Linked DNA regions of Mus musculus: region 2 is linked to region 1. The links are chromatin loops, found by intact Hi-C in ENCODE. Cell type or tissue: left cerebral cortex. All regions are shown on one strand. Links, peaks and the distances in the headings refer to the core of each region. The heading gives the core; the rest is flanking DNA.

Region 1 (6,515 bases), core at 2,248-4,747:
TTTACCTCCATTTAGGGAGAACTGGATGCCATTGTGGATCCTGAATGGAGCTGACTGCTGAGGGGCCAGACTCCAGAAGAGTCCTGGGGTCACAGTGTAAAGCCACCAACCTCAGTTTACCAGGAGGAAGCTATCCTAGAGGGATAGAGACAGTGCACACTGGAATATGGGAATCAGAGGCTGGGTATGTGGTAACCACTTCAAGTCCAGCAACTTCTGCTGCCAGAGGTCCCAACAGCTCTCTCCAAGACACACTCTAGTTCCTCTCTCCTATACCCCACATGGGTGTACTACCCAAAAGGTTGATCTTGTTTTTTTTTAAAGAGAGGAGTCTAACATGGCCCAGGCTTACCTCAAACTCACTAAGTAGCTGAAAATAACCTTGAACTCCTGATTATCTTTTCTTCAACTTTTTTTTTAAAAGGTTTTTATTTATTGTATGTTTGTGAGTACACCATTGCTGTCTTCAGACGCACCAGAAGACGCCATCAGATCCCATTACAGATGGTTGTGAGCCAACCTGTGGTTGCTGGGAAGTGAACTCAGGACCTCTGGAAAAGCAGTCAGTGCTCTTATCCACTGAGTCATTTCTTCTGCCCCCTTTCTCCAACTTCAAATCACTGTAGTTACAGGTGCACACTACCCTGCCTGGCTCTGGATGGGAAAATCTAAAACTGGATGTCAAATATAATCACCTTAGAGCTCAAAGAACAGCGCCATCTCAGGGTCCCATAGAGCACATTGCTTTTCTTTGTTGCTCTGCCCTGGCTCCCAGGACTTTGGGCAAGCTCAGGAGAACACTGGCTCTCTGTTAACCTGGGCAGTGGAGGAAGCAGCCTGCAGGTTGCTGACTGCCATGGAGGCCAGGTCAACGAGTACTGACTGCTTTGTGGTCAGCCCATCTGTGGCCCCCTCCCCAGGTTGATGTCTTCTTCCAATCCAGGTCCCACAAGACAGGCCTCTGACTTCCCTGCCAAACCTCCCTGGCCACCATGGCCCTGCCCCATTATGCCACATTTCCAGGGACAAGCAGATGTTGCTGTGGAGTCCTGATGGACAGTTTGGTGTTCGGGGCAGGCTGTTTTCAGATTGGGAGCAGTGCGCGCAACCGTAGCTCCTGATTGCAGGACACACCTCTCCTCTCAGCCACTGCTAATGAGGCAGCACAGACGCCACCCACACAAGCTGCTAAACTGCTTCGGATGGACCGCTGCAGCCTTCCAGCAGGAATGGACTTAAAGGGTGTGTTTTTATAAGGAAGAAATGACATAAGCGTCCCCTCTTTGTTATTTAAATTTCATGAAAATCAACTATAGAAGGTGTGTAATTGAGCACAGAATAGGGCCCAGAATATATTCTGAAATAACGTGAGAGCCCTTTACAGATTATATATGAAAAAAAAAGTCAAAGAAAAGCAGAGTCTGTGTGAAAAACAGTGAACTATTTGAAGGAAGGAGGAGGGAGAGGAGGAGGGGGGTATGAAGAAGATCAAGCATGGCTGGAAGAGTTTTTGAGGGGATGGCTGGTTTTTGTTTGTTTGTTTGCTTGCTTGCTTGCTTGCTTGCTTGCTTGCTTGCTTGCTTGCTTGCTTGCTTAAAACATTCAAGATAGTATCTCACTCTGTAAGCCAGGCTGGCCTGGAACTGAATATATAGCCCAAGCTGGTCCTGAACTTGTGGTTATCCTCCTGTCTCAAGTTCCCAAATGCAGAAATCACAGGCACGAGGTACCACAGGCAGCTAGCAACTGGTTTTCTGAGCAGTTGCCTTGGTGTGTGACTTAGGGAAGCATGGATTGCAGGCCCAACAAAGTGATTCGGAATCAAACACAAGCTGCATACATGTCTTCAGCCAGAAACCAAGGCCAAGCCAACGAACTTTAGGAGCCTTCCACAAAGGCTAGCAGACAGGAAGAGGTACCAGCCTAAGACCTGCCTCTCTATCCCACCCTAGCATCTGCCCTGGGATCCAAAGACCATGAGCCTTAGCAGTCAAGCCTTCAAGTAAGGGGCCAGAGCTGGTCTGGAGACCTGACCCAGGTCACCTTGCAGGTGGAGAGCCTGTAGCCAGGAGCTGTCCTGACTCACTGTGGAAGGCTTCTCTGAGTCCAGTGCTCCCAAAGGGCCCACAGTCTGTTCCTTCTAAAATCCTGGCCCTAGCTCCCTTACGCTCCACCACCCTGTGCCGTTAGCACAGCTTCTCTTGGCCTATCTGACACCCTTCCCTCTCAAAACCCCATCTCCTATCTGTCCAACGAGGACAATACTATCTCCTGAAAGAGCTGCTGTGAGGGTGACCTAGACATGCACAGTACCCAGGAAAGCACCAGTCAGCCTGTAGGTGCTACACCAGCCTTGTCCCTCTCCTCTGTCAGTCCAAGTGTCACAGCATCTGCCTGAACCCCAGCTATGACCAATGACGTCTGCTTTCCAGGAAACTCTCACTTTCTTCTTCTTCTTCTTCTTCTTCTTCTTCTTCTTCTTCTTCTTCTTCTTCTGCTGCTGCTGCTGCTGCTGCTGCTGCTGCTGCTGCTGCTTCTCTTCCTCCTTCTCCTCCTTCCTCCTCCTCTTCCTCTTTCCTCCTTCTTTCTCCTCCTGCTTCTCCTTTTTATCCTCCTCTCTTCCTCCTGCTTGTTCTTCCACCTCCTTCTCTCCCTCCTCTCCTCTTTCTCTTCCTCCTCTTTCTTCTCCTCCTCCTCCTTCTTCTGAGATAGGATCTCACTATATAGTCTTGCCTGACCTGGAGCTCACTGTATAGATCAGGCTGACCCCTGTATAGATCAGGCTGGCCCCAAATTCATGAACCTGCGCCTGCCTCCTGAGTGAAGGATCACAGGTTTGACACCGCACTGGGCCCCATTAGCTTCTTGAGCAAAAACTGAGTACTTGGTGGTGACTGTTTCTATGAATGCCCAACCCTCCAACAGACAGCAAAAGCCACTCAGTCCAGGACTTCTCCAGTCCCAATCCCTTGTCTCAGGCTACTTCTGTCTTATTAACTCTTACATTGAGCCGCAGTGGCCTGGGAAGGCTGAATATAAGCTCACACCTAGCCCTGAAACTCAGCATGTGAGCCAGAGTCTGTTAAATGAGGGACTTTCAGTGATCAGAGCTGAGAGCTGAGCAGCAAGAAGCATCCGACAGGGAACGAGGTTAGCGCGCCATCTACTGGCAGTTCTGCGGACCAGCAGGAAAGGACTTGTCTAGCTGCCGGATGGAGCCCCCTTGAGGTCATTCGTCAGTAAGACGCTCCACGGAAATCCACACCCCAGCCACCCACACACTGCCTGGAAATCAACAAATGTTGCTGGCTTCTTGTGAAAAGCACCAACAAATTGCTGGTTTCTTGTGAAAAGAGATACGATGTATCGAGGATATGAAAGAAACGGCTTCTCTTCAACTCGCCACTCCAGGTTGTGAATTTAAGATGATTTTGGAGACTTGGGGCAGGATTCCCGGACCCTGGCAGTTACTGCAGCACTATGACAAGCAGGCATTGGGGGCAGACAGAACCCAGTGCCATTTTACAGCCCTGCCACTTACTAGCTGTGGGACCCGGGCAGGCATTTTGCCATCTCTCCCAGTCTGTAAAGCAAGCCCGTAATTAGTACGTAACCTACGTACGCTACTTATGTAACCTACGTACATATGTAACCTAAGTACATAACCTAACAGGAGAGTGAAAACAAAGCCACTCTTTGATGCCTACACAGCACGAGAGCCTCCAACCCGCTCAGGCTCGGCTCCTTCTCTCCAGCCACCCTCCAGGATGTCCCCAGTTTATGAGTTGCTACCCCAGCTCTCTGAGCCCGGCTGCCATTGTCCGCTCCCGCTGTCTCCTAGCCCACGATTCTCTCTGCTTTGTTCAGCTGACCTTTTGCCACCTCTAGCAAGATCCCTCAGGCTTCCTGCTTCCAGACCTGCTCACTTTAAATATGGGCAACACCAACACTCCCCCACCCACCCCACCCCCCCAGAAAAAAAATACACAGAGGATCAGACCTGACTGAAGTAAGAGAGAGGAACAGAACCTGATGGGACGCTAGATCAACTTCCGGGCAGAACCAGCCCTAGGATGCATCTGAGTCTCTGCATTATCTGCTGGACAATGCAGATAATGGCTTCTCTGACCAAGCTTCCAGGCAGCAGAAATCTATGTGCATGAATACAAATATTTAGGAGGAAGTTTGACAGCAAGCCCATCTGGTAAAACAACGATAATAGGTTCCCACCCAGAGCCCATGACCTCTGGAGCCACTGACATTTGACCAAGCTTACAGTATAGGCATAAAATCTCTACTGTGGTGCAGGCCTTAAATCAAGTTAGAAAGTGCTTGGTTGTCTCTAACTATGTTGGCATGGTGACACTGAAAGGAAATAAAACTGTAATTCATGTAATGTATGTTAAATAGCCCAAAGAGTTGTTTCTGAGCTTTGAAACCTGGGGCTGAGAACATAGCAGAACAGACCAGGACATGCCCGGGCAAGCCCATCGCCTCCCTAGCTCCCACCCCTCTGACCTAAGTTAAATGTTACAGGCTGCTGATGTTTAAATGGACCAATCATGTGAAACCGCGCCAATTCCTCCCCCAGCCCCACTCCTTTTCTATAAAAACCCCTAGCTTCCAAGCCTCGTGGTTGAATCCACTGTCTCCTGTTATGTGAGATACGTTTTGACCCGGAGCTCCGCCATTAAAAAACCTCTTGTTGTTACATCAAGGTGTTGTGTTCTATTCGTGATTCTTGGGTGCACGCCAAATCGGGAGCTGAGTGGGGGTTTCCCCACTGAGTTCTTTCAACACCAGCAGGCACATCCCGTCAGAGGTCAGCATTGTAGCATGCAGGCTTCCATAGCAGCCCGTGCAGCACCTTTCTGCACTGTGGTAGGTAACCACGGCTTTCCTGAGCTGTCAAGGTTTATTTCTCTGTGGCCTGAATCAGAGTGAGTGGTGTTGTCAACAACAGTGTCCTACCATCTCAGTGTGGCGGGTGTGATGGTTTGTATATGCTTGGCCCAGGGAGTGGCACTATTAGGACGTGTGGCCTTATTGGAGTGGATGTAGCCTTATTGAAGTAGGTATAGCCCTGTTGGAGTAGATGTGGCCTTGTTGGAGTGGGTGTATCACTGTGGGCATGGGCTCTAAGACCCTCATTCTAGCTTCCTAAAAGTCAGTCTTCTGCTAGCAGCCTTCAGATGAAGATGTAGAACTCTCAGCTCCTCCTACACCATGCCTGCCTGGATGCTGCCATGTTCCTGCCTTGATGATAATGGACTGAACCTCTGAACCTATAAGCCAGCCCCAATTAAATGTGGACCTTATAAGAGTTGCCTTGGTCATGGTGTCCGTTCACGGCGGTAAAACCCTAATTAAGACAGTGGGCAACCAGACACCTTGGCTTTTTCTACATAAAGTCAAGTTGTCCCATCAGTTACTCTCCCTCCCTTCAAAAAATAGAGACCAGTCCTTTTCTCAAAGATATCTCCAACAGAAACTGCAGTCAAATGCCAGTATTTTATTTCATATTTTCTTGTCTGAGATCTTTCTCTAAGACCTTTGCCCGTTTTAAGCCTTTGACTCTTCACAATATCAACACTGTCTATAAAAACAAAAACAGGAAGGCCACATATAGGACCCCTCTGGGTCAACATAAGAAATATCTGAATTCAGATTTGAACCCAGGTACCTGGCTTCTTAAAATTCCAAGCAGGCAACACTGCCCCAGAATCTTCTTGATACCTAAAATCCAAAGGTCACTGTCACAAACATGAATATCAGGGGCTCAGTGGCACAGCTGCAGAATGGGAGAGACAGACAGGACCAGCAAGGCCAATGTCCAGGATATGGTACAAGAAGAGTGCCTCCTCCCCATATCATGCAGACTTCTCCACACTCTGAGTAAGGGACTTCTATTAGACACCCCCCCACCTCAACTACAACCCCCAAAGCTCCCACCCCTCATTATCCTCAGAGCCCCAGCAGTCCCTATTGTGTGGGGTAGACTCCAATGCTCCGGTGTAGCATAAATGGCCAGGCACGGATTTTCAGTCCCCACTTGGCTTTGCAGCCTTTGGTCTCTGCTGTCCCTTCGCTGACAGGCAGAGCCCTGGAGGACTGGAGCTGCTACTCAGGCATCCACCCTTGGTGCCACACACCATTCAGCTATTGCATAAGCTCCCGGGGGGCATTTGACACACCGTTTGCCTGGCTCCAGCTGCTGGTTCATATGCTCTTTGGTTCTTCCCCAAAGTCCGGGCTCTAGAATGAAGGTATCCTGGTTGTTTTGCTATTGTTGTTCATTTGTTTGTTTGTTGACTTGACATAAGCTAGAGTCATGTCAGAAGAGGGAAATCACAACTGAGAAAACACTCCACAAGATCAGCCTGTAGGCAAGCCTGCTGGGCACTTTTTAAATTAGTGACTGACGTGGGGCAGGTGAGCCAACCTACTGTGGGTGATGCCACTCCAGAGCAGCTGGTCCTGGGTGGTATAAGCAAGCAAGCTGAGCAAGCCAGTAA
Region 2 (6,515 bases), core at 2,590-5,089, 69 kb before region 1:
GGAACTGGAACCTCAAAGCAGCCACCGAGCCAGGCTTTGTTGGGTTCCTAGGCAATCCAGACGCCACATCTCAGCGCTGAGCGCTGAGACAGAAAGCGCTCGGCCGTTCAAAGGGGAGCTGGCTGAACGAGAGCCTTGTTCTCTTGGGTCCTTGAGTCCTGGCAATTTCAGGCTCGCTTTGAATCTCCGGAAGAAACTTTGTACGAACACACACACCACACACACACACACCCTTCCTCCTCTACACCGCAGCACAGCTCCTGTGGACTCAGGAGCTGCGGGTGGAAGAATTTCATGAATGACTGAGCTGTCACTGTTGTCATTCTAGGAGAAGCAGCTTGACTTTTGGACCCTCAAGCTCCAATTTTTCTTTATAAGATAGACACATTCAGACATGTGTACATACACATGCACACATATAAAAATTAAATTAATATATAATATTGATTATATACAACCATAGAGGCTAAGAAGACACTTGATGTCAACCTCTGACACCCATGTGCGCATGTGCACACACACACACACAAACATGTATACACACATGCACACAGAGAAAAGAAAGAAGCAGAAATTAAATGTTCATCATCTCTGGAACATGTCTCTTCCCTGGAGAAGCGAGAACTGCCTCTGAGGACGAGAGACGGGCAGTGGTTCAGCAATTTGCTCCATTAGAGATGAAACCCATTCCTTGATGAGCCAGATCTATAAAACTTGAGCCCCCATTTCTCTCTCTCTTCACCCAGGAACTGCCTGAGAAGCTCAGAGTCCTCTGAATTTATTTATCATCTTGGTTTTCTGTCTTGCAGCTACAATGGAAAGTATTGTCCTTAAACCAGCAACCTTTTTGGTAGCTGCTGAGCTAGACCGCCAGCCCCATGTGTCTTTAGCCTGTCTCTGACTCAGCTCTCTCCCTCAGTCTGCAGTGGGCAGGTTTATCTTCCCTGCCACACAAATTATGATGTCCCCAGTGTAGAGATGGCAGGTACCTTGGTCAGAGTTGACTTATTCTAGTTGTTTTAAAATCATGAACATATATGAAGTGTTGGGAGGGTGCAGCAAAGTCCTTTCACTCATCCTTGGTGACAAGTTGGTAGAAATTCTACAGATGGCCACACTTAGGCAAAAGTGTTTACATATACAATCTGACCCAGAAATCCTGCCTCTACAGTGATATGTGTATGTATATAACATGATATATGAATAGTCATTGTAAAGTTACGATAACAAAAGGTGGATGGCTCCTAGCCTAGAGAACAAATCAACCAGTGGGTGACTTCACCCCATGAGAAATTATTCATCCACTAAAATGAGAGGGAGATTTAACTATTGAGACCTGAACAGGGGATCCAGGCATGTGGGCAAGGTACAGAACTGTTTGTGGAGGAACCGAATCCTGGGTGGAAAAAAATAGATTCCTCAAACAGGTCAATAAAGAGAAAAGTCAAAGACATTTTGGGGTGAGCCCCTCCAGTATCTGAGTGCCAATTATGACATCTTGTGAGCCAATTAAGTTATTGGTAGCTTGAGATCAGCCACAATGAGAGAATTTACTCCACAGAAATCAAGAAACATGACAAATGGGGAAGCTGCTTTGGCCCGAAAGCCAGATTTATGCATGTGCAAGCACAGCTCAGGAAAATACATAAAAGTGTCATCAAACGTAAAGAAAGACAAACAGGAGGCCGGAGAGATGGCTTAGTGGTTAAGAGCACTGACTGCTCTTCCAGAGGTCATGAGTTCAATTCCCAACAACCGCATGGTGGCTCACAACCATCCATAATGGGATCTGATGCCCCTCTCTGGGGTGTCTGAAGAGAATGACAGTGTTGTCCTAGTCAGGTTTTCTGTCCCTGCACAAACATCATGACCAAGAAGCAAGTTGGGGAGTAAAGGGTTTATTCAGCTTACACTTCCATACTGCTGTTCATACTGCTTTCTTGTAGGAAGTCAGGACTGGAACTCAAGTAGGTCAGGAAGCAGGAACTGATGCAGAGGCCATGGAGGGATGTTACTTACTGGCTTGCTCAGCTTACTTTCTTATAGAACCCAAGACTACCAGCCTAGGCATGACACCACCCACAATGGGCCCTCCCTCCTTGATCACCAACTGAGAAAATGCCCTCACAGCTGGATCTCATGGAGGCATTTCCCCAACTGAAGCTCCTTCTCTGTGATAACTCCAGCCTGTGTCAAATTGACACACAAAAATCAGCCAGTACAAGGGTACTCACGTACATAAAAAGAATAAATTGAAAGAAAAGAAAAGGAAAGGAAAAAAGGCAAACAGGATAATTTAGTGGCTACGGGAGCAAAAGCAGGGCATGACCACTAAGTTAGAACCACACAGCCAAGACTGAGGAAGATGACCCAGCTAGTACAGGGAAGGAAATGCCCCATCCCTGATATTCCTCCCTATGTGGAGACACACTGTGAGTTGAGATGAAGCCCAAATGCTTAGGAATAGAATTCTACAGTGGCTCTCACAGGGACTCCAAGGACTGCAGAACACAGATGTGCCAATTCTGTCAACTAAATAGATTGCCTTCAACATGCCGGGTTTACAGGGCATCCTGAGGCTGGAACTCTGAGCCACACATGGCCCTCCAAAATCTCTCAGCCCCTCCTGACCCACAGAAGCAAAGGTCCAGGAGGAAAAGCCAGAGCTGAGCCAAAAGGGGATGGCAATTCCCTTTTCCTTTTGTATTATCTTCCTCTTTAGAAAACCCTAAATTGAGGGGCTGGAGAGATGGCTCAGTGCTGGCTGCTCCAGAGGTTCCGAGTTCATGCGGCAGCTCACAACCATCTGTAATTCCAGTGCCAAAGGATTAGCGCCCTCTTCTGGCCCCCATGGGCACTGCACACATGTGAAGCACAGACAATGAGACATTCGAAATTAAAAAAAGAAAAGAGAGAAAGAGAGAAAGAGAGAAAGAAAGAAAGAAAGAAAGAAAGAAAGAAAGAAAGAAAGAAAGAAAGAAAGAAAGGGAGAGGGAAAATGCCCACTAAGCTGAATATGAGATATATACACTTAATTTTAAAAATCAAAATTTAAAACATAAGATACAGTCCCAGAGTCAAAAGACTAAGCAAGGTGGCCGCTTTACAGTAAAATTTAAAAACGGAGTGTGGAGAGACAAAAATAACCCTAAGACATTACAGCCGCACTGTGAGATAAACGGCTCCCTCCCACCTATCCCTGCCCTCTCCCTCACCCTGCCATCTGTTTCTTATGCATATCTCAGCTCCCTAGGGCACAGACAAGCAAGCATGGTACCCAGGTTATAGCCTTTCTTCTTCCGATACAATGTGGCACGCTGTGATCTACAGTGTGGTTTTTGCCTCTCCAGATCCCTTGGAGACCTTTCCGCATCAGAGGCTCAACAACGCACTCATTGTTTTGATGGGACCACAGGCTTCCCCTTCTGTGAATTAGCATGCTCTGTTCCACCATTCCGCTCCCCAAGGCCGCCCTTGTACCTTACCTTCCACTGCAGGGAGTAGCTCGAACCTACAACATTTCTGTTGAGGAAAAAACAACAACAACAACAACAACAAAACCTGTTTTCTTTTTTGAGTTCAATTCAGCACACACTCCTCACTTCTTCCAGCGAGGGCGATAGGATGTAGCCCAGACTCCCAAATCACCTTAAGCACCACACCAGCCACCATCCTGAAGACTCCTCCTTGTACCTCAATTTAGCACCTAAGTGCCACCTAGGTACTCTGTGTGGGTGTCCCATTCTTTCCCCAAGCCTGACAACAATTATACTCTATTTAACCAACAGGTGGCGCTGCTTTCCACCTCTGCTCAGCTAAGACCTCAAGCCCTCATTGGGAGCCTGTTCTTCTGAGAAAGACACACGGGGGGGGGGGGGGGAACGACCCTAAAGATGACTTCATTTATAAGACGTTCACAATGCTCTCTGAATGCTCCTCCCAATAATAACCTAAAGCACAACTACAAATTTCCCTCTGTCCCGTAAAGCGGTGTCTTACTTGTCTTGTATATTTAGAGGCAGAATACTTAAGAGATGAGCTTAGCCTCTGGCTTTACAGTTGGCTCCACACCTCTGAACAGTGAGGAATGGAACTTCTCGCCCTGTGGCGTTAATGTGAGGGTTAAGTGATATTTCTCATGCACCACGCACCAGCGAAATGCTCGATGGTAATCCGTTACTCTTTGTGATGTATATGTGTGTCCAGTGTGGGTAACACCTCACTTCAAAGTTGGCAAGTCTTCTGCGGCATTTTACCTATGGCAACCCATCCCTACCCCAGAGTCTGCGTTTGCTGAGGGCTCACCTGAAGAGTCTCTATGCCTAGCTCACTCTATTCTTTCAAAAGTCCCATAGCTTTCTCTCCTGCTACCCTGGCAACAGGAGGTCCCCGTTTATTTAGCACCCACTTCCTCTTGCTCTCTGTATGTGGCCCACCTTAGGGAACGCTCTATAAATGCCTAGGGGTGCAGCATGGGGACCACACTGGTGACTTTCCACACTTGAGCTCTGCTTCCCAGGAAGGCTTCCAGACACGTGAGGAGACAAATACCTCTCCCACGCAGCCCTTGGCTTCCCTAGTGTCCATATGCTCTGGGCACAGCCAACTCAGAAGCACACAGCTTTACGCTTAGAGAAACATGCATGCAGGATCTGCTGCCTTCTTCAGTCAGGGTTTCCTTGGAACCCAGAAAGCTGGGATATACAACAAAAGGCTGCATTTTAAATATTTAAAATACATGCAAATCAGTGTCTAAATCTGAGCAGCCCCTAAGTGGAAACACTGTTGCAGAGATGGGAGAGATGGGTTAATAGGTGAGGTGTGCTTGTTACTTTGGGGTTGTTTTGTATCTTGTTACTTTGTAAATACAGGATAGACACCTGTAGAAGGAGCAGCCTTTAAAGAATTGCCTCTATCAGATTGACCTGCAGGCAAGTCTGTAGGGGATTTTCTTGATTGCCGTAGAACTAGACAGTGTTGGTGCACACCTTTAATCTCACCATTTGAGAGACAGAGGCAGGTGGATCTCTGAGTTCTAAAGAGTGAGTTCCAGGACAGACTAGGGCTTTCATAGAGAGACCCTGCCTTAAGAAACCAAAAAAGAAAAACAATTAAATATGATATAGAGGGCTCAGCCCACTATGGGTGGTACCACACCCTAGGCAGGTGGCCCTGGACTAAGAAAGCTGGGCAAGCAAGCCAGGGGCAGCAAGTCAATAACCAGAGTTCCTCCATGGCCTCTCTTCAGTACCTGCCTCCAGGCTACTCCCTTGAGTTTTTATGCTGACTCCATAGGTGAGGGGTTATGACCTGGGAGTTGTAAGATGAAATTAACCCTTTCCTCCCCACTCCCCTGCTCAAGTTACTTTTGGTTGGGATTTATCCCAGCAACAGAGAAGTCAACTAGGACATTAAGCCAAGCAAAGGACTGTGTCCTGCCTGTAGAATTGCCACTGGAGAAGGACACAGGAAGTGAGTGGAGGGATATGTGTGGAAAGTACTGACAGCTGATGGAAAGGTTATGTGCCAGAGTGACTGACTGTGTACCCAGTAGGATGGCATGGTCCTAGGTCCCTTGGAGATCCTTTGAATGGGAGCCAGAGGGTAAAAGGAGCTGATGTTGTTGGACCCAACCATCTGTAATGGGGTCTGGTGCCCTCTTCTGGTGTCTCTGAAGAGTGCAATGGTGGTATACACATATGCATAAAATAAAACAGATGAACATAGGGGTGGTTCATCCTAAGCACATGGGATATTTTCTAAGGGATTTAAGAAAGGGGGTTAAGACATCATTCACCCTGGCTAAAGAACAAATGGATAGAGGGATGGATGGACTATTGAATAAATTCTACAGAACCTCTTAGTATCCAGGTCATGCTCTGTTTTGCAAGGACAATGCCCCCTTCATCTGCTTTAGCTCTTTGGACCACTCAGACCCTCTCTCACTGTGTGAATAAGGGACAGATTAGATAGTAGAGGGTCTAAATGTCACACACCAGCTAATTCCTCCAGCTTGGGGAAGGCAATACTGAACCTATAAACCTGGTTCCTGGTTCCCACCCCCTTCCTCCCACCCCTACCCTCCACTTTTGATACACAGAGCTTGAGACCAAAGATGAGAAGAATTCTGTGGTCGTTTGAGTAAGAATGGCCCCCATAGTTTCATATATATGAATGCTTGGGGAGTGGCAATATTGGTGAGGATTAGAAAGTATGGCCTTGTTGGAGGAAGTAGAAGGGGCTTTGAGTATTCAAAGCCCAAGCCAGGCCCAGTGAATCTCTCTTCCTGCCACCTTCAGATTCAGATGTATAAGTCTCAGCTACTGCGTCTGCCTGCATGTCCCCCATGCTCCCCGCCATGATGATATCGGACTAAACCTCTGGAACTCTAAGCAAGCCCCAATTAAATGCCTTCTTCTATAAGAGTGGCCATGGTTGTGGTGTCTATTCACAGCAATAGAACGGTGACTCAAACAGACCATCTCAATGAAAAGTGAAACCGAGACCCCTCAGTT

The links. Hi-C counts contacts between places; a loop is a spot of excess contacts. Peaks named below come from ENCODE experiments on the same cell type or tissue, not always from the same donor. Only the 100,000 strongest peaks of a DNase experiment are listed, where the experiment ranks them.
Region 2: a loop joins it to region 1, with 8 times the contacts of the local background. A loop is called at or near these places in 29 of 42 quality-filtered maps.

The regions. Positions count from the first base shown.
Region 1 is chr13:56,194,345-56,200,859 of GRCm38, reverse strand. No RefSeq gene overlaps it. Among named protein-coding and RNA genes, the nearest start is that of Tifab, 19 kb to the right of the region's middle. In left cerebral cortex, for the core only: a CTCF peak has its summit at 3,197 (motif pointing left); a DNase peak (open chromatin) is centred at 3,193; H3K4me3 peaks cover 448 bases; H3K27ac peaks cover 538 bases.
Region 2 is chr13:56,263,915-56,270,429 of GRCm38, reverse strand. No RefSeq gene overlaps it. Among named protein-coding and RNA genes, the nearest start is that of Neurog1, 15 kb to the right of the region's middle. In left cerebral cortex, for the core only: CTCF peaks have their summits at 2,838 (motif pointing left) and 3,783 (motif pointing right); DNase peaks (open chromatin) are centred at 3,807, 4,029 and 4,574.